Regions from separate parts of the Homo sapiens genome. Here region 1 is linked to region 2. A link is a loop called in an ENCODE intact Hi-C map of the cell type or tissue named here. Cell type or tissue: gastrocnemius medialis. All regions are shown on one strand. Each heading gives the region's core, and the rest is flanking DNA. Links, peaks and the distances in the headings are about the cores only.

Evidence for each region. A loop is a pair of places that touch in the nucleus more often than their neighbours do. Peaks named below come from ENCODE experiments on the same cell type or tissue, not always from the same donor. Only the 100,000 strongest peaks of a DNase experiment are listed, where the experiment ranks them.
Region 1: it touches region 2 in a loop (11-fold over the local background); 80 of 110 quality-filtered maps call a loop at or near these places.

What each region holds. Positions count from the first base shown.
Region 1 is chr10:80,375,954-80,392,650 of GRCh38, reverse strand. No RefSeq gene overlaps it. Among named protein-coding and RNA genes, the nearest start is that of PRXL2A, 24 kb to the left of the region's middle. In gastrocnemius medialis, for the core only: a CTCF peak has its summit at 9,442; no DNase peak of the experiment used is centred there; H3K27ac peaks cover 986 bases.
Region 2 is chr10:80,497,912-80,514,608 of GRCh38, reverse strand. It overlaps TSPAN14 (tetraspanin 14), which reads right to left. Exons shown (of 9, transcript NM_030927.4): 3 at 9,831-9,881; 4 at 7,235-7,381; 5 at 5,138-5,308; 6 at 2,340-2,465; 7 at 546-590. Among named protein-coding and RNA genes, the nearest start is that of TSPAN14-AS1, 30 kb to the left of the region's middle. RefSeq lists a silencer at 14,482-14,776 and an enhancer at 16,292-16,697. In gastrocnemius medialis, for the core only: a CTCF peak has its summit at 8,860; DNase peaks (open chromatin) are centred at 4,722, 8,863 and 10,192; H3K27ac peaks cover 7,918 bases.

The sequences.
Region 1 (16,697 bases), core at 4,897-12,896, 120 kb after region 2:
GTGGGAGGATAGCTTGAGCCCAGGAGTTTGAGGCTGCAGTGAACCATGATTGCGCCACTGCACTCCAGCCTGAGCAACACGGTGAGACCCTGTCTCAAAAAAAGAAAACAATCACAGAGACAGAAAATAGACAGTAGTTGCCGGGGCTGGGAGGAGGGGATAAATGGGGAATTGTTGTTTAATGAGTACAGAGTTTCGGTTTTGCAACACGAAAAACTTGGAGATGTGTTGCACAACAATGAGAACATATCTAACATTACTGAACTGTAACCATTTAAATATGATTAGGAACAATTTTATGTGTTTTTGTTTGTTTTTTTGAGACAGGGTCTCACTCTGTTGCCCAGGCTGGATGAAGGGCAGTGACATGATCATAGCTCACTGCCACCTCGACCTCCCAGGCTCAAGCTATCCTCTCACCTCTGCCTCTCTGAGTAGCTGGGACTTCAGGCATGTGCCACCACGCCCGGCTACTTTTTAAACTTTTTGCAGAGACAGGGTCTTACTATGTTGCTCAGGCTGGTCTCAAACTTCTGGACTCAAGCAATCCTTCTGCCTTGGCCTCCCAAAATGTGGGGACTACAGGAATGAGCCACTGTGCCCAGCCATCATGTGTTTATTTTAACCACAATAAAAAATTTAAACAAACAAACAAAACGCTGAGGGGTCTTCAGGATCACCTGGTCCATCCTTTTATAGATAGCACAAAGACTTGTCCAAGGTCATCATTCATTTCCTCAAGGTGACCTGATTCGCAGCCAGATGCTCATCGTGCTCCAGCAGCTGTGGTGAGCTCCCTCTCCTCTTCTGGCAGGGAAAGGAGGTACCCAAGGCCCTATGTTGCTCCCAAACAAAGCCAGGTCAGTGGGGAGAGGCTCTGCGAGCCTCTAGATTCTCATCATTCTCTCTGTCTTCTTTTCCATACCCTCATCTGCCACTGGGTTGCTGATTTTTACTGGACGCAGATTTTTAAATTTTTTTTTATTTTTAGACAGAGTCTCCCTTTGCTGCCCAGACTAGAGTGCAGTGGTGCGATCTGGGATCACTGCAACCTCCGCCTCCCAGGCTCAAGGGATTCTCTTGCTTTAGTCTCTGGAGTAGGTGGGGCTACAGACGTGCACCACCACAGCTAATTTTTTTTGTATTTTTGATAGAGATGGGGTTTCACCATGTTGGCCAGGCTGGTCTCAAACTCCTGGGCTCAAGTGATCTGCCCGCCTTGGTCTCCCAAAGTGTTGGGATTACAGGCGTGAGCCACCGTGCTCAGCCTGGAACAAATATATATATCCATGAGAACAAGTCAAGTGCCATCTTGGGTCTTTTTTTGAACTTTTCTCCTGGATCAGAGACAGGCACCTTGGGTCTTGAAGATGACAGAAGCCCAAAGTGTTGAAAAAGAATGGTAAAATGAGCACACCTAGCACCTGGAAAGACCTTTCTAAGCCCGGGGTCTGCAGTCACATTCCCAGTAGACACTACTTTATCTCAGATTAGAATTTTTCTGGTCTCCAGGTTGGGTTGTTTGTTGGCCTGGGTCTGCATGCAACTTTCTGCTCAGGCTTAAGGAGATTCTACTACAAGCTTGGAGGCCTCCAAAACACTCTCGATGCAGAGTTTTAGTGTCACTGAATGCAAAGCTCTTTGCTAGTTACTCAAGGTGACCTGCCCTGACCCTAATCTCCTTTTCCTATCGTTTCTCATTGGAAACTAACATTGCTTAGTGGTTAAAGCTTGGACTTCAGTCAGGGTTGAATTCTGCTTTAGGCTTTATCTCCGTAGCCTTAGGTAATCATTGATCTTACTGAGCCTCAGCTTTCTTTTAAGAAAAACGGGGAGATGGCGGGGCGCGGTGGCTCACTCCTGTAATCCCAGCACTTTGGGAGGCCGAGGTGGGTGGATCACGAGGTCAGGAGATTGAGACCATCCTGGCTAACACGGTGAAACCCCATCTCTACTAAAAATACAAAAAAAAAAAAAAAAAAATTAGCCAGGCGTGGTGGCGGGCGCATGTAGTCCCAGCTACTCGGGAGGCTGAGGCAGGAGAAAGACGTGAACCCGGGAGGCAGAGCTTGCAGTGAGCCGAGATTGCACCACTGCACTTCAGCCTGGGTGACAGAGTGAGACTCTGTCTAAAAAAAAAAAAAAGAAAAAGAAAAATGGGAAGATAACAGTATCCAGTCTGTGAGGGTTTGATGAGTTAATGCCTTCCAGATCTTAGTCTAGAACCTGATACACTTTTAAAGCACTTGGAAACTTGAGCCATTGTCACTGGCAGAGATGCCCTCTGCTCCAGCAGAATAGGCTCACTTATCAGATCTAGAGGTGGTCTGTTGTTCCAGCCTCTGTCTCTGCCTTGCTTTGCTCTTCCCCTTTCCTGGAGAATCTTCCCCAAATCCTACTGAGATCCAGCTCAATGCCAACCTCTTTTTAAAGGCTTCACTGACCTTCTCCGCTAGAAAGTATCTGTGTGGAGATTGATTTGTACATGTCTGGGTAATAATGTAATTGTGAGGAAACTGCTAAGGATGGGTTTGTTGAATGTGCTCTTGTGGGTGGTCATGGAATGCAGGAGGCCACAAGACCTGACATAGGTGCTTTGGCTTCCTCTGGGGCATCCTGGAAAGTTCTCTGATAAGATTCCACAAATTCTGTTTTCACAGGAAGTCTGAGACCTCAGGGAGGTACCTTCATGACCCATTATTGGCCACTGCAAGTCTTGAAGACGGACATACCCTTACAAAAGGCATAAGGATATTGCATGGATCTTCCTACTGGGCTGTAGGCTGTGCTCCAATTTACTAGTAAATGGAACTCTGGGTAGTAGGGTCCTCTTCTCTTTGCACCATCCTGAGTCCATGGGCTTGACCTCTACCCCTCCATCTCCTGCCTGTGTAAGATCCAAAAGTCCAGCCTAATTCTCCTTTCCTACATCCACAGCAAATGCTCCTGCCTTGGATTATTTTAGGACTGTGATTCCTCTCCTGGAGCATGATGCCAATCAGACTTGTGTAATTATTTAGTATATGATTTGCTCTTTTATTGGATTAGAGGCTTCTTTAGGGCAGGGATTATATTGGACTAATTTCTCTTTCATGTGAAGAACCAAGCATAGGACCTAGCTCATGCTTAGTACTCAGTGGCTAGGTACTAAATGGTTATAACTATTAACTTAATTGTTATAATAGTTAATTGTTGTAATAGTTAAGACTGTAACTACCAATGACCACATGCTCATGATCTGCCTTGTACCATGCTAAGTGCTTTACATACATTATCTGCCAGCCTTACATCAGTTCTGTAAGGAAAGCATTACTATCCTCTTAAAGAGGAGAACTGGAGGCTTAAAGAGATTAGTGACTTGGTCAAGGTCGTAGAGCAAGGAAAAGGTAGAGTTGGAGTTTTAATTCAGTCTCCATCCGAATGAAGAGATGTGTGGGTGGCCATGTGAAACACATACGGAGCATCACTGCATTTGCGCAATTTCCACCTCAAATCTGAACCTGGTCATGCAAGCCTGAAGACAGCTGGCTTCCCCGAGACAGCCTAGCCCAGCATCATAATGTGGGCTGCTGTCAGTTAGACCCAGTCTGGGGCTGCCAAATTAATGAGCCCCTAGACTATCCAAGATGATCTGCACAGTGGCTTCTGTTCTTTCCCTGGCTTCATCTTTATAGCTGTCCTCAGTGAGATGAGCACTGAAGAAGAATTAAATAAGGCCATGAGCACATCAACAATGAGAATGGTCAATATCACCTATGCTGAGGCTTTACCTGGGGCCAGAGGCCAGGATTTGTCCAGAAAATTTGTACCTTTAGGGTGCCAGCAAGGTGGAGAACTTGTCCTTGTCTGCACCCTATTTCATCTGACTTGCTCTAAACCCTTCATCAGAACCTGAACCAGAGCTGAGGTTCACATGGATAATCTCTCCCTTGAGGCAGAGTTAACTCTCTTCGGCCTACAGACAGCAAAGGAGAATGATATTCAATGGAAAAATTCAATGTTCTCAGGCTACTCAAAACTTCCTGTTAAAAAAGAAAAAAACTATGCAAAAAAAACTTCCTGTGATTTGTCTATGATTTCTTATTTTAAGGATGAAAAAAATAAAACCCAGGGAGAGTAAGCACTTCCCCAAAGTCACCAGCAATCTCCTGCTAGAGCCAGGCTACTGCTGAGGTCTCCTGGCTCCCTGCCCAGAGCTCTAGTCACCATAACACACTTGCTTAGCTTTAAACTCAATTTGCTTATTTGAGGCAAAACTAAAAGAAGACACAATTTCTTTTTGTTGTTATTGTTTTTGAGACACAGTCTTGCTCTGTTGCCCAGGCTGGAGTGCAGTGGCACGATCTTGGCTCCCTGCAACCTCTCTCTCCTGGGTTCAAGCAATTCTCCTGTCTCAGCCCCTCGAGTAGCTGGAGTTACAGGCATGCGCCACCACACCCAGCTAATTTTTGTATTTTTTTTTTTAGTAGAGATGAGGTTTCGCCATGTTGGTCAGACTGGTCTTGAGCTCCTGACCTCAGGTGATCTGCCCACCTTGGCCTTCCAAAGTGCTGGGATTACAGGCATGAGCCACCGTGCCCAGCCAGAAGGCACAATTTCAAAGTCTCTGAATATATTTGAGCATTTCCATAGACAGATGGCTCCTCCAGCCTCTCCCTTTGCATTACGAGTTTGAGGCTGCTTGGTGGAATGAAGAAAGGATTGACTTTGAAGCCGGCTGGGCCCTTTCAAAGCCTTGGGCTTTGACTCTTGGCAAAATCACTTTCTCTCTCTAGCCCTAGGACTGTTGTCTGTAAAATGGTACCATTACCTGCCTGGCAGGGCTGTTGTGTTCCTGCTTATTTTTGGAGCTCAATTCTAATGTCACTTTCAGTGTTCCCTGACCTTCTATCTAAAGTGGTCTCTCTAGAGGACTTCTGATTTCAATTCTGATATATGAAAAGGTTAGAAGCGCTCTCATCCTTACAAGAAAAATACGGGAAACTGGAAAATCAATGACTTTCTCTGGATCTATCAGAAAACTGGGTTTGGAGGCCAAATCTCCATCTGGGTTCTGGAGAGAAAGGCTCTTCCAAGAAGTCCAGCTGAGATCTCCTTACCTGGAGCAGAAGCCAGCTCAGTGATGCCTCAGAACGGATGGTCCGAACTTACAATGGTTCAACTTACAATTTTTTGATTTTATAATGGTGTGAAAATGACACACATTCAGTAGAAACCATACTTTGAATTTTGATCTTTTCTAGGGCCAGTGATATGTGGCACAATGCTCTCTTGCAGTGCTGGGCTAATGTAAGTGTTCTGAACATACTTAAAGTAGTGTAGGCTAAGTTGTGATGTTTGGTAGATTAGATGTATAAAATACATCTTCAACTTACGATATTTTCAACTGATGATGGGTTTATTGGGACATAACGGCATCATGAGTCCAGAAGCATCTGTAGTAATTCTGATGAATTACTGCAGGTAGTGTGTGGATTAGTGTGAGAAGGACAAACATCTACAGCTGCAGTCTTAGTGGTGGCCCCCACACTTTTTTTTTTTCCTCTGAGACGGAGTCTTGCTCTGTCACCCAGGCTGGAGTGCAGTGGCGCGATCTCGGCTCACTGCAAGCTCCGCCTCCCGGGTTCACGCCATTCTCCTGCCTCAGCCTCCTGAGTAGCTGGGACTACAGGCGCCTGCCACCAGACCCAGCTAATTCTTTGTATTTTTAGTAGAGACGGAGTTTCACCATGTTAGCCAGGATGGTCTCGATCTCCTGACCTCGTGATCGCCCCGCCTCGGCCTCCCAAAGTGCTGGGATTACAGGCATGAGCCACCGCGCCCGGCTGGCCCCCACACTTTCATGGACTTTATTTTCAAGAAACACACAAGGTACCGCTGGTGAAGACTTGAGGAAGTTCCCCTTATGGTTTAGTGGTTCTTGAAGTGGAGAAGAAGAGTAATGCCCGTGAAATATGCCCAGAATATTTTACATAACAGAGATCTAATCTTCAGAGGAAAAGACTCTGGCAGAGGCTGATCTCAGTTGGGAAAAGAACATTCATTCCACTCAGTTGGGAAAAGAACATTCTAACATTCCATAACGTTAGAAGAAACATTAGTTTCCTCTAACCTTTCTGTCTCACTTAAGGGGGAAAAACATAGTCAACAGGAATCAAGACTTCAGGAAAATAAGCTAGAAGTGTTGCAGCCAGGGGAGTATGGAGAAATACTTGAGAAAGTCATGCCAGCATTATCTTACTAGCCAAACTAAATAAAGACTAAATAAAGACTTTACAAGAAAGGAAAACTATAGCCAATATAGCCAACTATAGCCCAATATCTTTTATGAACATAGACACAAAAGTCCTCCACAAAAAAGTAGCAAATAGAATGAATGCTTTCTCTATAGTATCTGGATCAAGGCAAGGATATCCTTCTCATCACTCCTATTCGACATTATACTGAAAGTCCTAGCTACTGCAATAAGAAAGAAAAAGAAAATAAAATGAATACATATTTAAATTGGAGAGACAAACTGTCTTTATTTGCAGATGACATGATTGTCTATGAAAAAAATCTTGAAGAATCTACCAAACACAAAAACAAAAAAACTCTTGAAACTAATAAGTGAGTACAGCAAGGTGAATATACAAAAGATTGCTTTTTTATATACCAGCCATGTACAAATGGAATTTGAAATAAAAAATTCCATTTATAATTGCACCAAAAATACTTAAGTATAAAAATCTAACAAAATATGTATAGGATCTACATGTGCAAAAGTACAAAATACTGATGAACTAAGTCAAAGATGGTTTAAATAAATGGAGACCTATTTCCGTCTCATGGATTAAAACAGTAACAAGCCAGGCACTGTGGCTTTTGGCTGTAATCCCAGCTACTCAGGAGTCTGAAGTGGGAGGATTACTTGAGGCCAGGAGTTCGAGACCAGCCTGGGTAACATAGTGAGACTCCGTATCTAAGAAATTGAAAAATTAGCTGGGTGTGGTGGCTCATGCCTGGAGTCCCAACTACTCGGGAGGCTGAGGCAGGAGAATCTGTTGAGCCCAGGAGTTTGAGGCTGCAGTGAGCTATGATCATACCGCTGCACTCCAGCTAGGGCAACAGAACAAGACCCTGTCTCTGAAAAAAGAAAGAAGGCCTGGTGCAATGGCTCATGCCTGTAATCCCAAACTTTTGGGAGGCCAAAGTGGGAGGATTGCTTGAAGCCAGGAATTGGAGACCAGGCTGTGAAACAATGTGAGACTCCATCTCTAAAAAATTGAAAAATTAGCCAGTCGTAGTTCCAACTACTCAGGAGGCTGAGGTGGGAGGATCACTTGAAGCCGAGAGTTTGAGGCTTCAGTCAACTATGATCGTACTACTGCACTCCAGCCTGGGCCTTGTATCAAAAAAAAAAAAAAAAAGGGAACAAAGAAAGACTCAATATTATTAAAATATTAATTATTCCCAACTTGAACTATAGATTCAATGCAATCCCAATCAGAATCCCAGAAAGCTATTTTGTAGATATCAACAAATAGATTCTAAAGTTTATATGAAAGGAAAAGACTTCAAATAACCAACACAACACTGAAGAAGAAAAAAGTTGAAGTAGTAATACCACCAATTTCTTTTTTTTTTCTTTTTTCTTTTTTTTTTTTTTGTTTTGAGGCAGAGTCTTGCTCTGTAGCCCAGGCTGGAGTGCAGTGGCGTGATCTCAGCTCACTGCAAGCTCCGCCTCCCAGGTTCACGCCATTCTCCTGCCTCAGCCTCCCATAATACCACCAATTTCAAGGATTACATGAAGCTATAGTAATCAAGACAGTGTGGTATTGGTTAAATAGATATATAGGTCACAAAAATATGGTCGACTGATCCTTGACAAATGCACAAAGGCCATTCACTGCAGAAAGGATGATCTTTTCTTTTCTTTCTTTCTTTTTTTTTTTTTTTTTGAGATGGAGTCTTGCTCTGTCACCCAGGCTGGAGTGCGGTGGCACGATCTCGGCTCACTGCAAACTCCGCCTCCCAGGTTGACGCCATTCTCCTGCCTCAGCCTCCTGAGTAGCTGGGACTACAGGCGCCTGCCACCACGCCCGGCTAATTTTTTGTATTTTTAGTAGAGATGGGGTTTCACCGTGTTAGCCAGGATGGTCTCGATCTCCTGACCTCCTGATCCGCCCGCCTCAGCCTCCCAAAGTGCTGGGATTACAGGCGTGAGCCACCACGCCCGGCCTGATCTTTTCAACAAATAGTGGTAAACAATTGGATGCACAGATGTAAAAAATGAACCTAAATACACACCTTGCACCTTTCACAAAAATTAACTCAAAATGAATATAGACCTAACCGTGAAACAATGTGGCTTCTCCCTGTGGCCCTTTATTTTCTTCATAGTACTTACCACACTCTGGACTTATTTTCATATAGTACTTCAAATTTATTTGTTCTATTGCTTATTATCTCTCTTTCCAGCTACTCTGTAAGCTCCAGAGGGATGGCTGTGTCTGGTAAGTGCTCAATACATAACCATTATTATTTTCAAGTTGCCCCTTGGTTTACTTAGACTATCTTAGCATAATTATTGAGAAATATGGAGGCCAAAGCAGGGGTGATTTACACAAGATTAAGTACTAAGTAAATCCCCATAAAAAGAAACACAAAAAGGAAACATTTCTACAGGTTATGGAAGATCTGATTGTCTAGGCTGACTCTTTGTATAAGCAGAAACATGGACCTGACCTCAGGATCCCTGCTGAAAGTCCTGCTGCAATTAATAACCATCCATTTCAAATGGTAGTTACCAGGGGCTGGGATGGGAGTGGAGGTTGGGAAGATGTTGGTCAATGGATATAAAATTTCAGTTAGATTGGAGAATAAATTCAGAGATTTGTTGTACAACGTGGTGACTAAAGTTAAAAACAATGTATTGTACACTTGAAAATGGTTAACATTTTTAGTGTGCATGCCACAAAAAATGATAAGTATGTTAGGTAATGCACATGTTAAACATATTGTACATTATATATATATATATACATATACGTATAGTTTTTATTTGTCAATTTAAAAAACAAGCAAAAGGCCAGGTGTAGTGGCTCACACCTGTAATCTCAGCACTTTGGGAGGCCGAGGTGAGTGGATCACCTGAGGTCAGGAGTTCGAGATCAGCCTGACTAACAAGGTGAAACCCCTTCTCTACTAAAAATACAAAAATTTGCCGGGCGTGGTGGCGGGTGCCTGTAATCTCAGCTACTCAGGAGGCTGAGGCAGGAGAATCACTTGAATCCAGGGGGTGGAGGTTCCAGTGAGCCGAGATCACGCCATTGCACTCCAGCCTGGGCAACAGAGTGAGAATCTGCCCCAAAACAAAAAAACAAAAACAAACAAAAAAAACTACCTATTTCAGATGAAAATTTGTGAAGTGCTGGTGCCACCACATGGCTGTGGGAGGAAAACCAGCTGGGGCTTTTGTTAATGCAGAGAAAAAAACAGTAGAGGTGGCAGGAAATTGTCCCTTAGCAGCGACAACTACAACTTTAAAATTACACAGGTCTAGCACAGCAACAACAATCATGACAGCAGCAGCAGCCAATGCTGATGCCATCGGGAGTCCCTGTGGTCCAGGCATGCTAATTCTATGTGCTCTATGTGAATTATCTCATTTAAGTGTCACAGGGAGTAGTGGAAGTTGGAGATGGATGTTCATGGGTGGGAGAACCAGAGACTGACTTCCTGAGTTTGAGATGCGTGATGAAGGTCTATGCCTGGAAGGAAAGTCAGAAGCATTTAGCTAATGACTGTTATATTCGTGATCATAATATAGCCATGAGCAATGGTAATGGTAATTACAATAATGAACCCGAGGGCAATTTTATGACAAGAGAACAGTTTCAATAGGTTCTCCTTCCTGCATTTGAGTAGAGTAATAGTTTATTTAGAATTATATTCAGTTAGATAATCAGATAAACCGAAGAATGTGGTAGTGTCTCTCATTTCCCTCCAGGAGACTGACTTTCCCATCAAATTGTAGATACAGAAGCTGCAAATGTGAGCCTCACAAATACCAGCAGGTTTAAGAGACCAAGGAGAGAAAAAAAAAAAGAAACACAAAAGTGTTACTTTTAATACATTTACTCTGCCCAGCATATGAATGCAACCCCAAGATTTGCAGTCACCTAACAATCTCAACAACCAGAGAGGTCAATTTTCCTCCTAGAGTGAGGACAGGTAGAGAAAATAACCAGAGAGTTCCCTCCATTACTCTTCCATCCTGGAGGCTGGCAAGGAAGAATCCTGTTGAAACACAAAAACTATTAGATGGGACTCTAGCACACCATGTTAACAGTCACGATGAAAGCCAGAGTGACAAATATACATTTCCTACTTTTGAAAATGAAGAAGTTGAGCTGTCCAGATTCATATTGATAAGTTTTGCTTAAAAAATTAATTTTTCCCAAATGAAAAAACATATTTTTATTTTATATGGGATTCATGATCTTTATAAAAAATTTTATGATACAGAAAAGCATGACAAAATACAAATTCAATAGTAATCCTGTCCTCAAATGACCATCTTTCCAGATAGTTCTCTGTGGATAGACACACCAGTACACACAAACACACACCCTGATATTATAAATTTGTATCTTTCTACATTATTGCTTTTAATGGATACATAATGGCCATAGTGGAACATTTCCATGATGAATCCCAGTAATGTCGTTTGTTCTATCTACCTACCTATCTGATTTGTGTAAGAAATTAAGCGCAGACATACCTCATTGTATTGTGTTTTGCTTTGCTCTGTTTTGCAGATACTGCATTTTGTTTAAATATTAAAGGTCTGGCCGGGCACAGTGGCTCATGCCCGTAATCCTAGCAATTTGGGAGGCTGAGGCAGGCGGATTGTCTGAGCTCAGGAGTTCAAGACCAGCCTGGCCAACATGGTGAAACCTTGTCTCTACTAAAAATACAAAAAATTAGCCAGGCGTGATGGTGCATGCCTGTAATCCCAGCTACTCGGGAGGCTGAGGCACGAGAATTGCTTGAACCCAGAGGTGGAGGTTGCAGTGAGCCGAGATCATGCCACTGTACTCCAGCCTGGGCAACACAGCAAGACTCTGTCTCAAAAAAAAAAAAAAATTAGCAGGGTGTGGTAGCGCATGCCTGTAATCCCAGCTACTAGGGAGGCTGAGGCAACAGAATCACTTGAACTTGGCAGGCAGAGGTTGCAGTGAGCTGAGATAGCACCACTGCATTCCAGCCTGGGCGACAGAGTGAGACTCCACCTCAATAAAATAAATAAATAAATAAATAAATAAATAAATAAATAAATAAATATTAAGGTCTGTGGCAACCCTGTGTTGTGCAAATCTATGGGTGCCATTTTTTTCCAACAGCATGTGCCCACTTTGTGTCTCTGTGTTATATTTTGATAATTCCCACAATATTTCAGACTCGTTCATTATTATTATATCTGTTATAGGAATCTACAATCAGTGATCTCTGATGTTACTTTGTAATTATCTACAATTACACCCATATAAGATGGTGAACTCAACCAATAAATACTGTGTGTGTGACGGTGAACTCAATCAACAAATACTGTGTATGTTCTGACTGCTCCACCAACACACCATTCCTTCATCTCTCTCCCTCTCCTCATGCCTTCCTATTCCCCAAGACACAACAATATTGAAATTAGGCCAATTAATAACTGTACAATGGCCTCTAAATGTTCAAGTGAAAAGAAGAGTCACGTGTTTCTCACTTTAAGTCAAGAGCTAGTTATGGGCTGGGCATGGTGACTCACGCTTGTAATCCCAGCACTTTGGGAGGCCAAGGCAGGCAGATCACTTGAGGCCAGGAGTTCGAGACTAGCCTGACCAACATGGTGAAACCCTGTGGCTACTAAACATATAAAAATTAGCTGGACGTGGTGGTGCCTGTAGTCCCAGCTACTCAGGAGGCTGAGGCACAAGAATTGCTTGCTTGAACCTGGGAGGTGGAGGTTGCAGTGAGCTGAGATCACCCCACTGCACTCTAGCCTGGGCCACAGAGCGAGACCCTGTCTCAAAAAAAAAAAAAAAAAAGTAGTAATGGTTAGGCTTAGTGAGGAAGGCATGTCGAAAGCCAAGACAGGCCGAAAGCTACGCCTCTTGTGCCAAACAGCCAAGTTGTGAATGCAAAGGAAAGTTTATGGAAGGAAAGTAAAAGTGCTGCTCCAGTAAACACACAAATGATAAGAAAGCGAATATGGAGAAAGCTTTAGTGGTCTGGATGGAAGATCAAACCAACCACAATATTCCCTTAAGCCAAAGCCTAGTCCAGAGCAAGGCTCTACCTCTCTTCAATTCTGTAAAGGCTGAGAGAGATGAATAAGCTGCAGAAGAAAAGTTTGAAGCTAGCAGAGGCTGGTTTATGGAAAGAGGCCATCTCCATAACATAAAAGTGCAGAGTGAAGCAGCAAGTGCTGATATAGAAGCTGCAGCAAGCTATCCAGAAAATAATTGAAAATAATTATCCTGGGATAATTGATGATGGTGGCTACACTAAACAACAGATTTTCAATGTAGATGAAATAGCCTTCTATAAGAAGAAGATGCCGTCCAAGACTTTCATGGCTACGGAGGAGAAGTCAATGCCTGGCTTCAAAGCTTCAAAGGACAGGCTGACTCTCTTGTTAGAGTCTAATGCATCTGGTGATGTTAAGTTGAAGCCAACACTCATTTATCATTCTGAAAATCCTAGGGGCCTTAAGAATGATGCTAGATCTACTCTGCCTGTGTTTATCAGTGGAACAACAAAGCCTGGATAGCACATCTGTTTATAGCATGGTTTGCTGAATGTTTTAAGCCCACTTTTGAGACATACCGCTCAGATGAAAAGATTTCTTTCTTTTTTTTCTTTTTTTGAGACTGAGTTTCACTCTTGTTGCCCAGGCTGGAGTGCAATGGCACCATCCTGGCTCACTACAACCTCCGCCTCCCGGGTTCAAATGATTCTCCTTACTCAGTCTCCTGAGTAGCTGGGATTATAGGCATGTGCCACCATGCCCAGCTAATATTTTTGTATTTTTACTAGAGACAGGGTTTCACCATGGTCTCGAACTCCTGGTCAGGCTGGTCTCGAACTCCTGACCTCAGGTGATCCACCCACTTCAGTCTCTCAAAGTGCTGGTATTACAGGTGTGAGCCACTGTACCCAGCCAAAAAGATTTATTTCAAAATATTACTGCTCACTGACAATGCCTCTCATCACCTGAGAGCGCTGGTGAAAATGTATAAGGAGGTAAATGTTGTTTCTACGCCTGCTAACACAACATCCATTCTGTAGCCCATGGATCAAGGAGTAATTTTGACTTTCAAGTCTTATTATTTAAGAAATACATTTTGTAAGGCTATAGCTTCCATGGATAGTGATTCCTCTTATAGATCCAAGCAAAGTAAATTAAAAACCTCTGGAAAGTTTTCGCCATTCTACATGCCATCCAGAACATTTATGATTCATGAACATTGTGATCACTGTTGAAATGACAACAAAGATTTTCACTATTCCACAAACTTAGTTGATAAAGCAGTGGCAGTGTTCGAAAGGATTGACTCCAATTTTGAAAGAAGTTCTACTGTGGATGAAATGTGGCAAACTTCACTGTTCTCTTAAGAAATTGCCATAGCCACCCCAGCCTTCAGCAACTACCACCCTGATCAGTCAGCAACCATCAATGTTAAGGCAAGACCCACCACCAGCAAAAAGATTTACAATTCGGAGAAGATTCACATGATTGTTAGCATTTTTTAGCAAAAAAAGTATTTTAAAATTACATATGCATATTTTTTTGAAGACATAATGCTATTGCACGCTTAATAGACTACAATATAGCATAAACATAATTTTTACATGCACTGGGAAACCAAAAACTGTGCGTGACTGGCTTTATTGCCTTATTTGCTTCATTGCAGTGAACTTGCAGTATCTCCGAGGTATGACTGTACCAAATCAAAGCACTCTTTTTGTAATCAGCCCTCAAAATTGTCAGTCCATGTTTGTGCGTTCTTGCTTTTGTTCTGGGAGGTTGTTTTAGGAAATGTTTAGATCTTTGTTTTAAGAAAAGGTCAGATGCTAAGCAGATTGGAAGCTGGGGTAGAAAACCACAAGATTCTGAAGTTCATTCTGCCAGTAATATAAAAGGAAACCCTTAGAGGCAATGTCAGCAGGCAGGGCTTAGTAAAGTTCACCGAACTTGGAGCTCCTCCCCTGCATATCTGTCCCTCATCTCTCTGATACTGCTCCCTAGCGGTGAGGGCGGATGGTCGAGGTTGGTCCCAGCAACCTCCTGGTATGTCAATGTTTTCCTTCTCCCTTAGGTACTTAAAGGATACTATTTAGGCAGGAGGAAAAGATACCTTTAAAAAGAGAAGCTTGCTTTCTAGTCATGTAGATGCTGAGTCTAATAAAAGTTTCGATTTTTTACTTTTTATTTTTTTTGAGACAGAGTCTCGCTCTGTTGCCTAGGCTGCAGTGCAGTGGCATGATCTTGGCTCACTGCAACCCCCACCTCCGGGATTCAAGCAACTCTCCTGCTTCAGCCTCCTGAGTAGCTGGGACTACAGGCGTGCGCCACCATGCCCAGTTAATTTTTGGATTTTTTGTAGAGACAGGGCTTCACCATGTTGGCCAGGCTGATTTCAAACTCCCGCCTCAGCCTCCCAAAGTGCTGGGATTACAGGCGTGAGCCACTGCACCTGGTCCATCAGTTTTTTATTCTTGTTTTGTCTCCATTCTTCATTGAGCGAAGGGGCTATACCCTCTCATTTATTCTTTAGATAGCTTTGTTGCCAACTGCTTTTTTGTCTGGAGTTTCTAAAGTTTGATGCATATTTAGACCTGATACTTTGTTATAGTTTTGAATGACAATATGTTGAAAAGTAGCTCCTTAGATAGTTTTGCCATCATTCTTCATGTCTAAAGAATATTATTAGTTGGATGTGGTGGTGTGCACCTGCAGTCCTCAGCTACTTGGAGGATCTGAGGTGGGAAGATCACTTGAGCCGAGGAGGTTGAGGCGGCAGTAAGCCTCGATCACCTACTGCACTCCAGCCTGTCTCTAAAAAAATTAAGAATATCACTTCCCTATAGTGGAAAAATTATAGTTAAATATAGAATAACCACTTTCAGGAAGGAATTTGGTTTAATTCCAGGCAGAGCAACTCAATTTTTACTAAGAGCCTCTAGGGAACTTGTCTCTTGTGATGAAACTTGTGAAGTGTGGCTAGATAATTTTATTCCTTCTCCGTGGTACCTGTTCACTCACTGGCTTCAACTCCAGAGAGGTCATTTCTGCCAGAGAGAAAACACAGCACATTTCTTCCTCATGGGCTGCAGGCATATGGCTTTATGAACTCAGTGTCCACTCAGCCTTGCTCCAAACTGCTCCTGATTCCAAAGACATTTTGTCTTGGCTGTCTTTCTCTAAAGATTTTCTTCCTTTGGATAGCGTCTGCCAGGGAACTTCACTGAGTTGCATCCTCTCCATAGATTTTCTGACAGCATTTGCTGGGGAAAATTGCCCTGGCTCAAAGTATTCATTACTTATTCCTCTCCTAAATAATTGCTTGGAAGATTTTTATCCTGATGAATCTTATACTTGAAACTTTTAATCTCCAGATGGCATTATTTGACTAGATATACATACTATTATTTTTGGTGACATATGCTGGGAATTTTGTTCTTTATTTAGGAGCTTTACTCGTGGCGATGAGGATTCTTTTGACATTTTGTTTTGAAGGGATCTGGCAATGGATACAACATGACTGAAGACATGTTCTTCAGAATATTTTCCTATGGAATCACTCTGGTAGGCTTGGCTACTCCCGAAGAGTAATCCTAAGAAACTGCGCCCTGGGGCTTGCCCTTATACATTGGTTTAATTCCTCCTGATTTCAAGATTTGCTTAGTTTTATCATTTCTCATTGAGTCAACATCCTTCAGAATTCGCTTCATTTGAGGTTTCATTCTGAACATCTTGATCTATGGGTATTATTTTTCTGTATAAACATCTGCTCTGGCCAATCCATTTGGTGGAAATTTCTCTTTCTAAGGCCATTTTCTCAGTAATTACGTTCTAAATGTGGTACTGGACATATCTCTTCCAGACCAGAGTTTTTGCGAATTTTCTCTCTGGATTTCTCTGTGAATTTGACTCAAATGCTCCTGAAGAGCCTTGTAGAGAACCATGTTTTGTTCAACCCCTCCATTCTTCACAGTAACCCCCTGAAAGGGCTGCTTGGGAAATTGGGTCCCAGTCACATTTGCCTATTGATAGAAAATGCATTGATGTCACCTAGGGAAATTTTTTTTTTTTAGACAGTCTCACTCTGTCGCCCAGGCTGGAGTGCAGTGGCGCAATCTCGGCTCACTGCAAGCTCCGCCTCCTGGGTTCACGTCATTCTCCTGCCTCAGCCTCCCGAGTAGCTGGGACTACAGGCGCCCGCCACCACACCCGGCTAATTTTTTTGTATTTTTAGTAGAGACAGGGTTTCACGTGTTAACCAGGATGGTCTCGATCTCCTGACCTCATGATCCGCCTGCCTTGGCCTCCCAAAGTACTGGGATTACAGGTGTGAGCCACTGCGCCTGGCCGCCCAATCATCTTTTCAAAAATGAGCTTTAAGGCCTGGCATGGGGGCTCACGCCTATAATCCCAGCAC
Region 2 (16,697 bases), core at 4,245-12,244:
TCATTCATATCACCAAAGACCACTAGAACAAGGACTGGAGTGGGGTGGGGTCTTCCTTCTCTTTGCATCTAAGAGCACACTCCCTACAGCCTAAAGGAAGTCCTGGAGGACAGAGCCTCGCCCCTGCCCCAGGCCTGCCTCCCTCTTTGTCACTACTGCCTCCACACGGAGGCCAGAACAAGGCACCTACACTCCTGCAGCTGTCCCCTTAACGAGAGACGTCTTCTGGGATGCCAAGGAGCCTCCTAAAAATGCAGTCTTTGTCCCTCAAAACTTCCATCCCACCTCTTTAAATGCAGCAACTCCTAGATGTTGGGACTGCAGCTCACAAGGCTTAGAATCACCATTACTGCTCCCAGGAGTCCTGCCGCCAGCTCAGGAAGCAGTGTATGTGACCCTGTGCCTATGCTCAGCTTAGGTGGCATCAAGAGCTTCACTGCCCTGAGTTTTCCCACTTCAATTTGCACTCGTGCTAAATCAGAATGTTGAACCACAGGGAATAAAACCTAAAGAACTCTTCAAGTTGTATACATGGGAGTTCTCACCTGAATCCTGACATCATATCCACACTGTGTGTTCACAACTTTTTGCTGCAAGAAAAGCAGAAAAATTAGTTGCTTCTGGCGTCTCAAGAAGCTGGTGCTAAGAGGCTCTAGTAAAGTCACAACCAAACACTAGCAAACATTTGTGCAAATTCCATTACAGCTCATGTCCTTCAATCATGCCACCAACTAATCCTTCAGACCAGGACAGGGTGGCAAACTTTCTCTGTGAAGGGCTAGAGAGTGAGTACTTCAGACACAGACTCAATTCCGCTTTTGTTGCATGAGAGCCGGCACTGACAATCTGTAAACAAACAGGAATGGCTGTATTTCAAGAAAACTTTATGGACACTGAAATTTGAATTTCATATAATTTTCACGTACCACAAAATATTATTCTTCTTTTGATTTATTTCCAACCATTTAAAAACATCTGAATGCATTCTTAACTCACAGGTCATGGAAAAATAGCAAGCCAGATTTGGCCTGGGGGCCACAGTTTGCTAGGAGGTAAGACCTATACTTGGAGGTAAGAACTATATGTGCTAAAAGCAACACTTACAAGACTGGTACATTTCACAGTCGCAGTGGAGACCTCAGAAGAGCTGTGCAGCTTCAGCAAATCTGAGCCTCTCCTGGGCTGCAGAACTTGCCCATATAATAGTGGTGATGCTCTGCCTTCTCAAAGCCTGTAACCCAGGACCAGGCTTTGCATAACTGCACCGAGAGCTGGCAACTGGCCCAGTTCTACTCAGGCTCAGTTCAGGCAAAATTCAGAGCTCCTTCACAGTTCACCCCAAGAACCCAGCTTCTGGAACCCAAGGACGTTGGCCTTGGATTGGGAATGCCAATAGGTAAAGAAAGGACAGGACAGGCACAGCGGCCCACACCTGTAATCCCAGCACTTTGGGAGGCTAAGATGGGCAGATCGCTTTGAGCCCAGGAGTTTAAGACCAGCCGGGGCAACATGGTGAAACCCCATCTCTACAAAAAATACAAAAATTAGCCAGGTGTGGTGCTCAAGCCTGTGGTCCCAGCTACTTGGGAGGTTGAGGCTGGAGAATTGCTTGAGCCCGGGGAAGCAATGGTTGTACAGTGAGCTGAGATCGCACCACTGCACTCCAGCCTGAGTGACAGAGTGAGACACTGTCTCTAAAATAAAACCAAACAACAACAACAACAACAACAACAACAAACAGAAAATAATTAGCCGGGTGTGGTGGCGTGCACCTGTAATCCCAGCTACTCAGGAGGCTGAGGCAGGAGAATCGCTTGAACCCAGGAGACAGAGGTTCCAGTGAGCCAAGATCATGCCACTACACTCCAGCCTGGGCGACACAGCAAGACCCTGTCTCAAAAATAAAAGAAAGAGAAAAAGAAAGAAAATAATTCTCCACTACTGTTCCCCAGTTAATGATGTGTACCCACAGCCCCCGTGCACTGTTGAGTTCTAGGAATCTGCTCCAGAAAAAGGACAGGGAAGAGGGATAAGCGGGCCTTATTTCACTCATAGCTCTTGGCCAGCTGCAAGTGACAGCCCTCCAGGTAGAAATAATACTGTTTTTCTCCTGCCTCACCCAGAACACCAAGGCCAGGGTGGGTCATGCAAGCAGTGTTCCTAGAATGTACACATATCGGATTTCAGAGCTGAGGCAGCCTTGAGGAGGGTGTGGAGAAAGCACACCTGCTCCTCAGACCTCCATGACAGAGAAGTATCCTAGAGCACTGGAGGAGTCAGGAAAGCTTCTGGGCTTCAGGAAGGGCGGGCTCCCTGTGCCCCAGCACAAGCCAACTCACCGCAGGATCTGGCACGCAGCAGGAGAAGGGGACCCCGCACTTCTCTCGGCTGTAGCTGGCACCGCTGCAATTGAAGTAGACGTTGAGGTCCCAGTCTTCAGGGCCATATGCGCCACAGCACTGGTTCTGCAACCACAAAAGCCAGAACTGTTAGGGGCTCCAAGACAGGGCCATGGCTGCCCAGCATAGGGCATCATTCATAGTGATGCCAGGCTAAGTCTGCCGGCATCTACCATGCAGAGAAATCAAGGCCCGCCCCCTACCTCCCATGTGCAGAGATGCTAAGCTGGCAACCCAGGCAGCCCTTTAAGAAGAAAACAGCTAGGCGTAGTAGCTCAGGCCTGTAACCTCAGTGACTCGGGAGGTTGAGGTGGGAAGATGGTTTGAGCCCAGGAGTTGGAAACAAGTCTGGGCAACACAGCAAGACCCCCACCCCCAATCAGAAAGAAAGAAAGGAAAGAGAGAGAGAAAGAGAAAAGGAGAGAAAGAAAAAAGGGGAGAGAGAGAGAGAGAGAGAGAGAGAGAGAGAGAGAGAGAGAGAGAGAGAGAGAGAGAGAGGACCTGCCCTTTTGATGTGTTAAAGAAAATAATAACAAAAAGGAAATGGCAGTGAAGGTATCTCCGGGCCACGGTGCCTCCTCTGTCCAACCCACATGGCTGGCTCAGTGGAGCCCTCTGGCCCCACTGCCAGGCACAACATACCCAGCCCTGGCCCTCCTTAGCAGGGAGCTTGCTCTTCTTCCCAGCCTCCTCAAAGGAGACGCCTCCTTCCAGCCTCCTCAGACAGGAGAGTGGCGTCCTCTCCTTTGTGGCCCCCTCGGCACCTTGGTGTGGTCCTCTACTTGCCACAAGAGAACACTTCCTAGTGTGCAGTGTTCTTCCTCCCTGAGAAACTTGCAAGTGAATTCCCCTTTTCACCCCTTTACAAAAAACAGCTGCTAAGTGTCTGCTCCTGAGGAAAAGAGGTCCGATGAAGGTGAAAGGTAACACAATCAAAGCTCTGCCCCACACCTGGGGCCTCTGCCCTCCCCTTCCTCGCATCTGGTGTGGCTACAAAGAAAATCCTTATTTGACTAAAAAGTGTGTAAAATCCAAACACTGAAAGCATCATTGTGAAGTTGACAGTGTCTTTTCCCCTAAAAAACTTCTTTGCATTTGCCCTTACAGCTGACATGGTTATGGCAATAATCACAACAAATGACAACAGTGATTTCTGGTTGGTTATTTTGTTTTGCTTACTTCTCAGGTAAAATTGTCTCCCCCACACCTCCACGGTTCCACTTGCTTTAGTGATTACCTGAAATTTCACTCCAAGGAAGCTCTGTAATTTACTGAATCCCTCCCCTGGGAAGTTTTGTTTTGTTTTGTTTTAATTTATTTATTTTATCTTTTTTTTGAGACGGAGTCTTGCTCTGTTGACCAGGCTGGACTGCAGTGGCGTGATCTCGGCTCACTGCCAGTTCCGCCTCCCGGGTTCACACCATTCTCCTGCCTCAGCCTCCCGAGTAGCTGGGACTACAGGTGCCCACCGCCACACCCCACTAATTTTTTGTATTTTTAGTAGAGATGGGGTTTCACCATGTTAGCCAGGATGGTCTCGATCTCCTGACCTTGTGATCCACCCGCCTCAGCCTCCCAAAGTGCTGGGATTACAGGCGTGAGTCACCGCGCCCGGCCAGAAGTTTTATTTTTAAAAGAAAAAGAAGTCAATGCAGAAAACTATGTTTTTAAGGCAATGCAGGGATGAACCGCAACCTAGCATGCTGAGACCAGGCAAGCCAAGGCTACGTGAAAATGAAAAAAGGACGGTGGCACTGAACAGAAAAGAAAGGAGAGGCATCAAAACATGGCGGGGATTTGGTGACTTTCACAGACTAATACACATTAGTAATAACAATACAGGCAGGGTCTTTGGTCCCATAAATGGGTTTTGCTGGATCCCATAATACATGAAATAAAGGTGAACAAGTTTTGGTTAATAATGAGAGTGAATCATAGATTTTTAATGGTTTCTGATTTATTTTCTTCTCAAAACCAAAGTGTTCCACATGAAAAGTTCTTAAGGAAGCTGGGCTTTCTGTCAGCACACAGATCAAACAAGAGCCTTGCATTGCACAGGCTGACATGGCCAAGGAGTGGGTTCCTCCCCAGGGGGCTGTGACAGCTATGGTCCAAGCGTCCAGGTGCAGCCACACATGAGAGAGATAAGAGGGATGGGGACCAGATGGAGTAAAGGCCATAGCCTGGAACTGCTTAGACAAACCCCTGGGCACATATTCCAGGGAGGTCACATTCCACTAGATCTGACAAAGCTTCCTCCAGGCAGCCCTGGCTTCTTAAACAGGAAGGGGAAAAGGTCCCAGGGAGGAAGGGGAAAAGGTCCCGGGGAGGAAGGGGATAGGAATAGCGTCAGATGGTGAGTCATGAGCCGGGGGGAAGAAGCTGTGCCTTACGGTATGCAGCGCCTAAGGAGGATTGCAGCTGGTATGGCTATTGGGCAGGATTGGAAAGATCTGGGGCCGAAAGAGGAGGGCCGGGCACGTGGGGGGTGGGTGGCCTCGGGTACAGCTGGACTTGCCTGCCCAATCCCAATGGGAAAGGGCTGGCCCACCAGGCAACCACAAGCCGGCAAAGTGGAACAGACCAGAGGTGGAGTGGCTTGTTCCACGGCCTCCCTGCTGTCTGCCAAGCTGCAGGCAGACAACCCACAGAGAAGGCCTGATGCCCCTGCTAGACTCAGCTCCAGGCAGCACAGGGAGGTGCATGCTCTATCGGGGGCCCGCTGGGGAGGTGCTTACAGCTTTCTGAAGGGAGTCGATGAGGTTTTGCAGATCGATATCGTCCCGGTAGGACTTGATGTTGCTCTCGAAGAACTCCCGGAACCGGTCCCTCACCCAGTCCTGGAACAGGAAGGCCAGCACGGCCACAGCCAGCTCCAGGAAGAAGATGAGCACGATGGTGCCACAGAACTGCAGGGGAAGGGGACGGGAGCAGAAGTCACCACCCCACCAGCCTGCACCCCCACACACATAACCCCACCTGACCCAGAACCACCATCCTCAGCAGAGCGTGGGCTCTGCACCTGAGAGTCCCACATCGGGGCCCCAGAACCCCACACTTAGAGTTAGCTGGGTGACTCTGCACAACTTCGCTTCATCTGTAAAAAGGGGCTATTTATCCCTACCCATGTCACTGCATTGCTGATAACACTCAAATGCGTGAAAAAGTGTGAGAAAGCTCCAAGCCAATGTGTCAATCACTTGCTATGAAGCAGCCCTCCTCCCTGGACAAGGAGGAGACCCCTATCACAGGAATGAATGGCTGTCCTACCCCAGCAGTTCCACCTGGACCCTCCAGGGTGGCATCCTGGGGTGTCGGCTCCTTTAGGACAGACACTGTGCCCAAGACATTATCTGATGACTCCCCACTACACACACAAAACCATCGAGTGCCTACGTATCTGTTACCTCACTTTAGGGATGAGGAAACTATGGCTATGTCACGAGGTACATAGCTTGCCTGAGGTCACATAGTTCATGCAGGACATGTGAGTTCCCTGCAGGGCTCTTTACAATTCTGGAAGTGCCAATGTTATCTGTACCAACTCTGCATGAAAGTATATGATCGTCAGCATAAAGACCCCTCCAGAAGCTCAGCTGCCCCAGGCCACAAGCAGTGGTGGCATTCTGCAAGGGGCCAGTGCAGCCACAGGTCCACATCCCATCAGGGCAGACTCCCAGCCTGCAGTCTGCGCTCTCACAGACATTATCACTGGCCATATAAGACACTAAGCAGCTTGCCACAACCGGCCAATTTGGAGTAATCTTTCAAAGTAAGAAAAAGCATACACACGGCCGGGCGCGGTGGTTCACGCCTGTAATCCCAGCACTTTGGGAGGCCGAGGCGAGAGGATCACAAGGTCAGGAGATGGAGACCATCCTGGCTAACACGGTGAAACCCCGTCTCTACTAAAAATACAAAAAAAAATTAGCCAGGCATGGTAGCGGGCGCCTGTAGTCCCAGCTACTCGGGAGGCTGAGGCAGGAGAATGGTGTGAACCCGGGAGGCGGAGCTTGCAGTTAGCCGAGATCACGCCACTGCACTCCAGCCTGGGCAACAGAGCGAGACTCGGTATCAAAAAAAAAAAAAAGAAAAGAAAAGAAAAAGGAAACACACATATGCACACAAGGCCTGCCAAAACGTAATCTCTGTTCATATAAAAGCAAGATGCTAAACATAGCTTTTCTTTTTTTTTTCCAGAGAAAAAATTAGGACAAAAAGCCCATAGTTTTGCTTTTAAAATTATGTCCAAGAAAAAGAAAGCTTGATCTAATGAAGTCAACAAACAATATACTGCAAAATATGATAATGTGTTTTCCCCACCAGGTGTTATTTAACTGAATAAATCTAAACATGAATTTGTATCTAAATATAAAACTAAACTCTTAGTAATCTGCAGTTCTGCCAGGAAATTTGGGATTCTGACTTGTACATCCAACAGACTCACACATCCTTGGAGGAGGGAAATGATTTAAGGTTACTTGCAACATCTTTTGATCTTAGCCAGGAAGGGCAAAGGACAGTAGCAGACAAACAATTCTTTTAGAATTTCTGAAGGAAGATAAAAGGCAAAGGAGCGGGGAGTAGAGCTGGCCTATAGGCAGCTGGCTCCTCCCACCCAGGGCTAAAAACCAGAGGGTACCTAATTCTCCTGCTGGGAGGAACCAGCTTCTCTAGACAGTAGAGTGCAAATGGCTGCCTCCTGCTCCCAGGCAGGGGCCTAGGGGAGGCTCCTAAGAGCTGCCACCTGCTCTGACCAGGTAACATATAATCCTGCCCAGCAGAGCCTGTACCCCATTGCATCCTATCCCACTCTTGTCTCTGTGGCCACTCACAAAGTTGAGCAAGCAGATATTCTCCCGCAGAGCCCCCACGCAGCCGGCGAACCCCAGGGTGAACATCACCACGCCCACCATCAGGACCAGCACCACAGGGTCGATTCCATGCATCCGGGTCACTTTGGTGAGGTCGGACAGCACACCCTGAAAGAGACAGAGAAAGCAGGGCAGCACTGGCCCAGAAGGGGAGTCAAGGATGCTGCCCTGGGGGATGCAGGTGGTACTGAAAACAGGGACTTGCTTCCCCAGGCTCAGCCCTCTTGTTGACAGCCAGGCCAGAGTCCGGCCCCATCCATGCCCTTAGGGGCCCCTCCGACCAGGCGATCCCTGCCCACCTCAGGTCCCAGAAAGTGTTCCTGGCCTCCACCTACGCTACAAGTTCCTCCTAGGCAGCCACCAGGCTTCTTCTGCAGCCTGTGGGGTGCCTATTCCAGGCCTGGAGGGAAACGGGGCCCTGTGGCCTGTGGTCAAACTGGTCACCCAGGTGGCTGACCTTGTTAGTCCCCCAATTTGGCACCTAATTAATGAAGAACACTACTCTTCTGAGATGAAAACAGCCTCAATATGAACACTCTAGTAGAAAACACGCCCAAGGGCAGGCCAAAGCAATGCTGTCCATAGAAGTTTCTACACCAATGGAGGTGTTTTAGACTATACCCCCACTGTCTGGCCACAGGTATCGTGGAGCACTTGAAATGTGGCTAATGAGACAGAAGGACTGAATTTTAATTTATATTCAATTTCAATTTAAATATAAACACAGTCACACAATGGGCAGAGCAGTTCCATAGGGTTTGTAAAACGCCAAGGGGGAAGCTAAGCCCTGGAGACTGAGTCATGTAGCATGTTTGCAATTCTGTTTCTTAGATTATGGTTGAACTAAGGGACCGGAGAGACCACAGCCCCCCTTCCAGTCACTGATCTCTGTTATAGTTTAACTGCTTCCTTCATTGTTCTTTACTAACTCAGATCAGATATCATCTAAGACCCAGGGACAATTACATCTTCAGTGTGGAATGTTAAACATACCTTTCCTGAAAGAAAAAGACCGCCTCAACTAATCAGAACATTGTGACTAAGCATCAAGACATACATAGGTGTCTGGGCATGGCGGCTCACGTCTGTAATCCCAGCACTTTGGGAGGCCGAGGAGGGCAGATCACTTGAGGCCAGGAGCTCAAGACCTGCCTGGCCAACATGGCAAAACCCCATCTCTACCTAAAAATACAAAAATTAGCCAGGCATGGTGGCACATGCCTGTAATCCCAGCTATTTGGGAGGGTGAGGCACAAGAATCTCTTGAACCAGGGAGGCGGAGGTTGCAGTGAGCCAAGATCCAGCCACTGCGCTCCGGCCTGGGCAACAGAGTCTCTGTCTGGCTTTGGCTGGATAAATGATCCCAAGCTCCTACATTTCGAACAGGAAGGCTGACTTCCATTCTTTGGAATTTGTGCTTCCTGGGTAGGCCTGTCCTCAACATGTGTGCTTGAATAAACTCTCTCTAAACTAGGTTCTGGCCTTTTCACTTATTTTAGATCGACAGATTCAAAGGAATTGTAGTAGCCAGCTCCACACTCAGGGCCACACCCAGTTAGGCGGCTGCAGTCCCAGGGGAAGCCACACGGTGGTGCTGTGAGGCACAGATTGAACCTGCTTCTGGGTCACTGGGGCAAAGGGACATCGTACCCCAGCTCTTGCCCTTTAGGGGTTCACAGGCCACTTGGAAGGTGCCCAAACCTGAAGGTGGGCCTTATCCAGTCCCTAAGACCATGGCAGGAAAGCCTGTAGACCTAGGTTCTCCTGCCTCCTCCTGCTGGAAGCAAAGGGAGGTTCCACTGAAGGAAGAAGGCCTAGGCTCAAGACACTAGAGGAAGCTTTATTCCTGGCTCTTTCTGGCCAGGCCTGCTCCACCTTACTGCTTCCCTCCCCTCCCCTCTTCCCTCCCTGGCCTTTTTCAGCCCTCACTGCCTCCCCAGCACCCCTGCCACAGGGCAACAAGCAGCAGCACAGCCCCACCCTGCCCATATCCAGTCTCATCCCCTTCCTGGAGCCGCAACTGCACCATGTCCTTCCCGACAGTAGGAGCCAGGTCTCCACTCCTCCCCTCTCCTCCTGAGGCTGGGCAAGGAGGCCCAGAGGTGCTTAAAGGCCCACCCCTGCCCCACAGGGCACCCTGGGGGCATGTCACCCAGCCCCGCTCCCTGCTGCCTGCTCTTTCTCATCCTGGAGGATAAGGGCTTCCACAATAAGCATGCCTGTATTCAGGGACCTGCCCGCTTGCTCCCAGAGGCACAGACAGGGTCAGGAAGCTGGATTGCCCAAGCCTGCTCTGGGCACAGCTGCATACAAGAGCTGAGCTCTCCACATCCACAGGGCTCAAAACCCAACCAGCCCAGCCCATACCTCCAGCAGCCAATACTATCATGTGGGCAGAGTACGCAAGAGCTGTGTCTGTAAAGATTGACAATTATACACCTTGACACTGCACAAGAAATGCTTGTTGTCAGGGAACAGATTGGAGGAGGGAAAATGAAGTCCAACGAATCTGGTTTTGGCTGCCTGAAGCTCAGTGTCCTGCGACAGTTACACCTACCTTTTCGCTCCATGCCCACAGCCCGACTCCAAGGAAGACAACTCCAGCCAACTAAGCGGGGCAGAGGAAAGAGAGAAGGAAGTTAGGTTGGAAACCAGCACTGTGAACATGCTTCACAGAGCAAAGTCCACACTGCCAGGTAGGGCATGCTCCTAGCTCACATCCCACATGGCCCCTCAGGCCCCGCAGATGACAGATAACCTGAACCTACCTTCCTGAATATCTGGACAAACTCCTTCAACCTCAGATGACCCTATGCCCCAGGGAAGGAAGAGGAAAAGATCTCAGAGCGGACTCCACCCTGGAGAGACTATGGGTCACAGACATCAGGCTGTGCTGCTTCTTCCCCTTTCTGCAACCCTGAACTCATTTCAGTGCACTATCTGGTGTATACGAAGACATCACCCCTTGGGAGGGCTGACCCAGGTCCCCTCAGAGGTTCCCAACACAGGATGAGACTGCATAGGACCAGGCACCACCACAGGGTGAGGACAGGGGGAAACAGCCCAGCATCTCTGCCACACACCCCAGCTCTCCAGCCCTGGAGATAGACTCCAGGCACAGATAAGCAGCTATCCAGTGGCCCAGGCCATTCACTGGCCAGGGCTGAGCCTCCTCCCTACTGTTAACTACAATGAGCAGGGGGCGCATCTATGCTCAGGAAAGGCTGGGCTTTTAGCTAGAGAATGAAAATAGGCTTGCTCTAAGCAATGAGCTCGCCCCAGAGGAGCACCACCCCCAACCCCAACTTCCCACCTGCAGGAACCCATACCCCATGTGCACCACAACAGAAAGGCGCCCACCCAAATACATCACACAGGTTCCTGAACCAGGGAGGGCTTTTCCATATACAACAAAACACAACGTGGGCTCTGTTAATAAAGCTGCCTCCTGTTTTTCTGTGACTACTTTACACCACACTGGCATTTCACTGCCATTTATCACCATCTCACGATAAATAACAGGACCACGCTTCTCTATGACTACCGGTGATCTCAAGCCTTGAGCCACTTCTACCTATTTTACTCAGTAACTAGCCCCAGGGGCTAGAATGGAAAGAAAGGGCTCAAGGAAAGCCCCAGGAAGTCTCATCCAACCTGAAAGTGATCTGTGATCCAACCTCTTCTGGATCACAGATCACTTTCAGAAAATGCACACATGCCCAGTATTTTGCATGAAATTTTAGAGGGGTCACAGCTTCCCACTGCTGGCTCCCACAATGGTCTGTGAACACTAAGTAAAGAACCCCCACCAAGAACCAATCCCTCCATTTTACAAAAGCAGAGCACTGGGGCCCAGGGAGGGCCAAGACCAAAATGTCAGGCAGTGGGGAGAAGGGCTGAATCACAAGTCTCAGTTCATTCATTCACTCCTCACTCATTCATTCAACAAATATTCACGGAGTACATCCCGAGTGCCAGATACCGTCTCAAGTACTGGATACAGCACCAAGCCAAGGGGGTAGAGCCCTTTCTACCATATCACACCACACCCTTTTCCCGCTTCTCAGTCCTCCCCCTGAACTGACTAGCTGGGAAGGGTTTTCCTGATAGAATGCATGACCGCTTCCTTTCCCTCCCCAGGTGTCTTACACTGGCATGCTGAGCAACCTGAAGGTGACTGGTCACCACCTGCCGAATCCTGCAGGCTCCATCCCCACCCATCTTATTCAAGGCCCCCAGGGACCTGCCTCCCTCTTGCCAAAGCTGGAGGCCAAGACTTTTCCTCATGGTATCTGACCTCATTGGTCACAGCTGGTCATTCTCTCCTCCTCCAACCATTCCACTGACACACCCTGCTTCGGGGACCCCAAGCATATGCCCCTGACTGCCTTCCTCCCTGCTCTTCCTCCTCCTCCTCCTTCAGACCCCTCTAGATGCTGGTGGGCCTCACTCACAGTCCTAGCTCCTTCACCCTGCCCTGAGCCCTCTCGATGATCTCATAATTCACAAGGCTTAAATACCATCTAAACATTGCTGAGTGACACACTCAGATGTCCAGTCCTGGCCATGCCCCCGGTCAAATACCCTAATGTCTACTTTACTTGTCCTCCTAAGACAGCTAACGATATTTTACTCTTACTGTGCCCCACTACGCAGCCTTGGTCCCCCAACCCCAACCGAGCTCCCCCCAACTCTTCTCCGTCTCATTCAGTGGCACCACCGTCCACCCAGCAAGTGTAAGAGAGAAAACCCAGACCCCAGGCTTGGTGCCTTCTTTCTCTTTTGCCCTACACTCAACCCAGAGGACCCTCTGCTGGTTCTGCCTCCAAATACACAGTGCATTCGACCAGCTTTCCTCCAGTGTCTCTGCTCCCACCTGCCCCGGCTCCACCCACTCGAGTCTGGATCCCACGGGGCTCCTCACTGGTCCAAGCAACAAGACTGACCCTTCAAAAATACAGAGCTGGGAACTCCCCTCCTCGAAACTCTGCAGTGACTTCCCACGCAGACCTAGAAGAAAATGCACGGTCTCTCCCATGGCCCCCAAGGGCCTCTGCAGCCAGGCTTCACACACATCTCCCACGGCATCTCCTTCCCACCTCCCTGCTCCAACGCCACTCCCTGGGCCACCCTGACATTCTTGTTTCTTGAAGTCATCAAAATCACCCCTGCCTCAGAGCCTGGACACTGTTCCCTCAGCCGGCAATGCTCTTCCTCCATATCCATTCCTGGCTCCTCCCTCACTGCGTTCAAGGCCTCCTTTTACCACCCTGAGTGGAACTGCTCCCCATCCTCCATGTGTGACCTCCTCTGTTGATTTTCTTCGCGGCACTGATCCCAGACCACAGGGGCTGTCTCTCTATTGTGTCTCCCCAGCTAAGCCCTTCTGAGGCCAGAGATGTTACCTGTTTTGTTCAGAGTTGCAGCCCAACAACGAGGAGGGCTTGGCCCTCAGTAGGCACAGAGCAGGCATGAGTGACTCCCCAGGATTCAAGACCAGGACAGTGCTTGCCTGGGTCCTTCTAGCTACCCCCAGGCACACTTCTGGGTGTGATTCAATCCAAAGGCATTCAGAGCAAATGTGGGCCAAGAAAAGCTCAGCCTGGCCCAGGTGCATGGGTCAAGCTCTATACAGGGGCATTTGCCTATGGTCAGAGCAGAACAAGCCCAGAGGCCGATGCCCCATCCAGCATTCCCAACAGACATTCCAGCCCCTGCCTAACAGCTTTCCATGACAGTCCGCTCATCCTGTGGGGCCACATGGGACAGGTGAGAAAAGTCTACCTTAAGGACACTCAACAAAACCACTGCTGGAGCTCCCCTCTCTCCTCCACACTGCACTTCACAGCTCACCCCTTCTCTCACCTTGACTACTAAGTCTGACTTCTAAGGGTATTGTTTCCCACATTAATACCAGCCTCAGGCTGAGAACAGTGGCTCACAGCAATTTGGGAGGCTGAGGCAGGAGGATTGCTTGAGCCCAGGCGTTCAAGACCAGCCTGGGCAACATAGCAAGACCCCCATCTCTTAAAAAAAAAAAAAAAAAAAAGGTTTTCTAAAAAAATTAGCTGTAAAAAAAAAAATGCCTGTATTCCCAGCTACCAGGGAGGCCGAGGTGGGAGGACTGCTTGAACTTGGGAGGTCAAGGGTGAGATTGCACCACTGCACTCCAGCCTGGGTGGTAACAGAGTAAGACCAGGTCTCCCAAAAAAAAAGAAAAAAAAAAAAAACAGCGTCAGTTCCATCTATATTAATAGGTTTCTGTGAATTCACGCTGAGGTGCTGTTTTAGTTGTTTTGTTCTCCTAGGTGACTAAATAGTGACTAAATAGATACAATAGGAAGAGGTGACTGGTTTCACAAAAGGAATTTTGGTCTGCACAAGTTCTCAAAAAAGACCCTCGACCTCAAGAGCAGTTCATATCCCCACCCTCAGGGGCACAGTGCCCATGCAAAGGTAGGCCTGCTCCTGCTCACCTCTGTTCCAATCGCCCCTTCCCCACATGCAGGGCCGCTGTAGGGCCGCTTACCGCTCTGCATATGGCCCACAGACCACACCCTCCCTCGCTTGCTGTTCTTCTCAAGGCCCCCAGGGAAAGCCCTGGCTGACTCTGTGTTTACTGGGGAAGCCAGCTCCCCACCACTGCGTGCAGTTCTCTTTCTCTCAGCTCTAAGAATAAGGACTTGGCCAGGCGTGGTAGCTCATGCCTGAAATCTCGGCACTTTGGGAGGCCGAGTGCTGGGAGGCCCAGCACTTTGGGAGGCGGATCACCTGAGGTCAAGAGTTTGAGACCGGCCTCACCAACATGGAGAAACCCCATCTCTACTAAAAATAAAAAATTAGCCGAGCGTGGTGGCACATGCCTATAATCCCAGCTACTCAGGAGGCTGAGGCAAGAGAATCACTTGAACCTGGGAGGTGGAGGTTGCGGTGAGCCAAGATCACGCCATTGCACTCCAGCCTGGGCAGCAAGAGCAAAACTTCGTCTCAAAAAAAAAAAAAAAAAAAAAAAAAAAAAAAAGAATAAGGCCTTGTGTTGTTTTCATTCTGTTTTAAAGGAAGAACTAAAGTTAACTCACACCGGAAAGACAGGAACTTGGGGATCACATGTCAGATCATGGGTTCAATGAACAGTGGCCCAGGGCAGGAACTCTGAGTACCAACAAACCTGGTTTCAGAGACCAGGAGATTGAGGGAGGACTAGACAGGGGAAGTGATCTGCCTGAGAGCTCACATAACGGTCCCATGAATGAACTGGGTCATTGGCCCGCTTCACCCCACGGAACCCTTCCCTGGAACTCTGCAGCAGATGGTCCATGGGGCCAGGCCAGGTAAGCCCTGGCTGCTGTGAGCCCTGGCTGCCAATCTTCTGGGAGTGAGGGTTCAGCTGAGTGCCCTCCAGCCTCAAGTGACCTTCTTTGTCTCCCTCCCATGACCTAATTGAATTACCTACTGAAGAACGGGGCCCAGCTCCGGCCCAGCTTGAGGAGAGGCCAGCCTCCTCTGCTGGACCAGCGAGCACCTAAACTGCTATGGTCACTGTGAATAGCTGCCCTTTCCTGGGAGCTGTGCGCTGCATTAAATACTTAATGGACCTAAGGCTATCCCTCCATATCCCATAACTCTGGCTCAATTACCCTCATTTTTCACATGGGAAAGCTCAAATGTAGAGCAATTTGGTCCTTTGCCCAAGGTCACACGGCTAGCTGGTGGCAGACTTAAGAACCAAACCTGGATGCCTCTGACCCTGGCAACACAGTATCTTACCACCCACAGAGCAGCTGCCTTCCACACACGGGCACTCACACAAGAGCCCGGGGATGTAGGAATTCCACAGGGGGGCTTTGGGGTTGTGCAGCTCTACAGCCAAATGACCCACACTGTCAGGCAGTGAGACCACGCTGTGTCCCAACCAGGGCAGGTGGACAAGGCAGCAGGGCCTCTTTGTGGGTCACTGTGAAGATTAAATATTGACCTTTCACCTTAGGCAAATGACCTTGCGAAAGGCAGGAGGTCCTCTTGGGGCACTCTGGGCTGGTCCAGCCAGAGTCCAGACACAAGAAATCCACTTACCACACGAGCAAGCTTGTGGTACTTTACCCAAGCACAATCAAGTCACAAAAGGAAGTGACACCCGGCCAGGCCCTGCTGAACTGGAGGAGAAAGATGCAGCTCCAAGCAGGTCAAAGGCAGCCTCTCACCCATGATTTAATGGCCTTGGCTCCTTGCAAGATTTCATTTAAGCGTGTATAAAAGTACTTGGCAACTCCTGCAGGCCCCAGAGGCCTTTCCTCAGCAAGATCAAGGCGAATCACCAGCAGCAGGCGATGCTCTCAGGCTCTGCCCTGCTGGCCTCCGGGTCTTGCACAATCCACACGCTGACTCAGCCTGACATTCACAGAGCCTCTTCCCCTGAACAAAGCCGGCCCTGGGTCCAGTCTCTGCTTTGTAGCTACCTAGTGACAGGGCCTCATGCGAGTCCAAGACCTTCTCTGAGCCTATGTTCTCTACAAAACAGGGATTATCTTTCCTAGGTCACAGGAAGGTTGTAAAGATTGAAGGAAGATCCTACGTGACATGCTTACTCCAGGCACAGAGCCAGTCTCAAGGTGGCCATGCCCTCCCGCACGGCAGACAGAGCAGAGATGTGAGGGGCGTTCAAGGATATGCCACAAGCATCTGCTGTCCTGAAGACAGAGTCTCCTTCTCTTGACACTGGTGTTCTGTACCCCACCCCCAATTACTTCCAGCACCAGCTTCTGTCCTAAGACCAAGTGCTTTCCAGAGGCACCTGTTTTACTGGGCTTCTGGAGACAACAGTGAAGCAGAGCTTAGGGAAATACGGCCTTCTGGAGGCTTTTCAAGTGAGGTAGGAAAGGATGATGGAAAGAAAACAGCAGAGAGTGGAGGAAGCCAGGACTGAGTCTCAGCTTTGTCCCTAACTCACAGAGTCAGGGTCTCGAGGAAGCCATCCCTCTCCTGGGCCTCAGTCTGTCAATCAGCAAAATAAGCAGCAAGGACCCATGCACCTCCCACTGGCTGAGTTTTGCCATTATAAATTACACCAGACGGAAACCCCAGGGTCCTGGTACTCTCCAGAATAAGAAATCCTGAATCCAGGCCTGGGGCATTCAGGAAACAACAGAGATGCTTGTGGCCACTTGAAATGCTGACGATTGAATAGAATTTGAAGCCAAAAAGGACCAGAGGGTGCAGACCCCAGACCCAACCTGGCCTGAGAGCCCAGTGGGCCAAGGGAGGAGCTGCAGTTATCTGTCCTGTGTTGAAAGCCTGAACCAAGCCACTTGTCAGTGGGAGTTCGGAAGGTCTGGGAGCCAGAAGGGATGCTAGGGCTCGGCTTCCTTATGACAGAGGGAAACAGAGCCCAGAGCAGGAGGTGCCTTGCATGGGGTCACATAGCTAT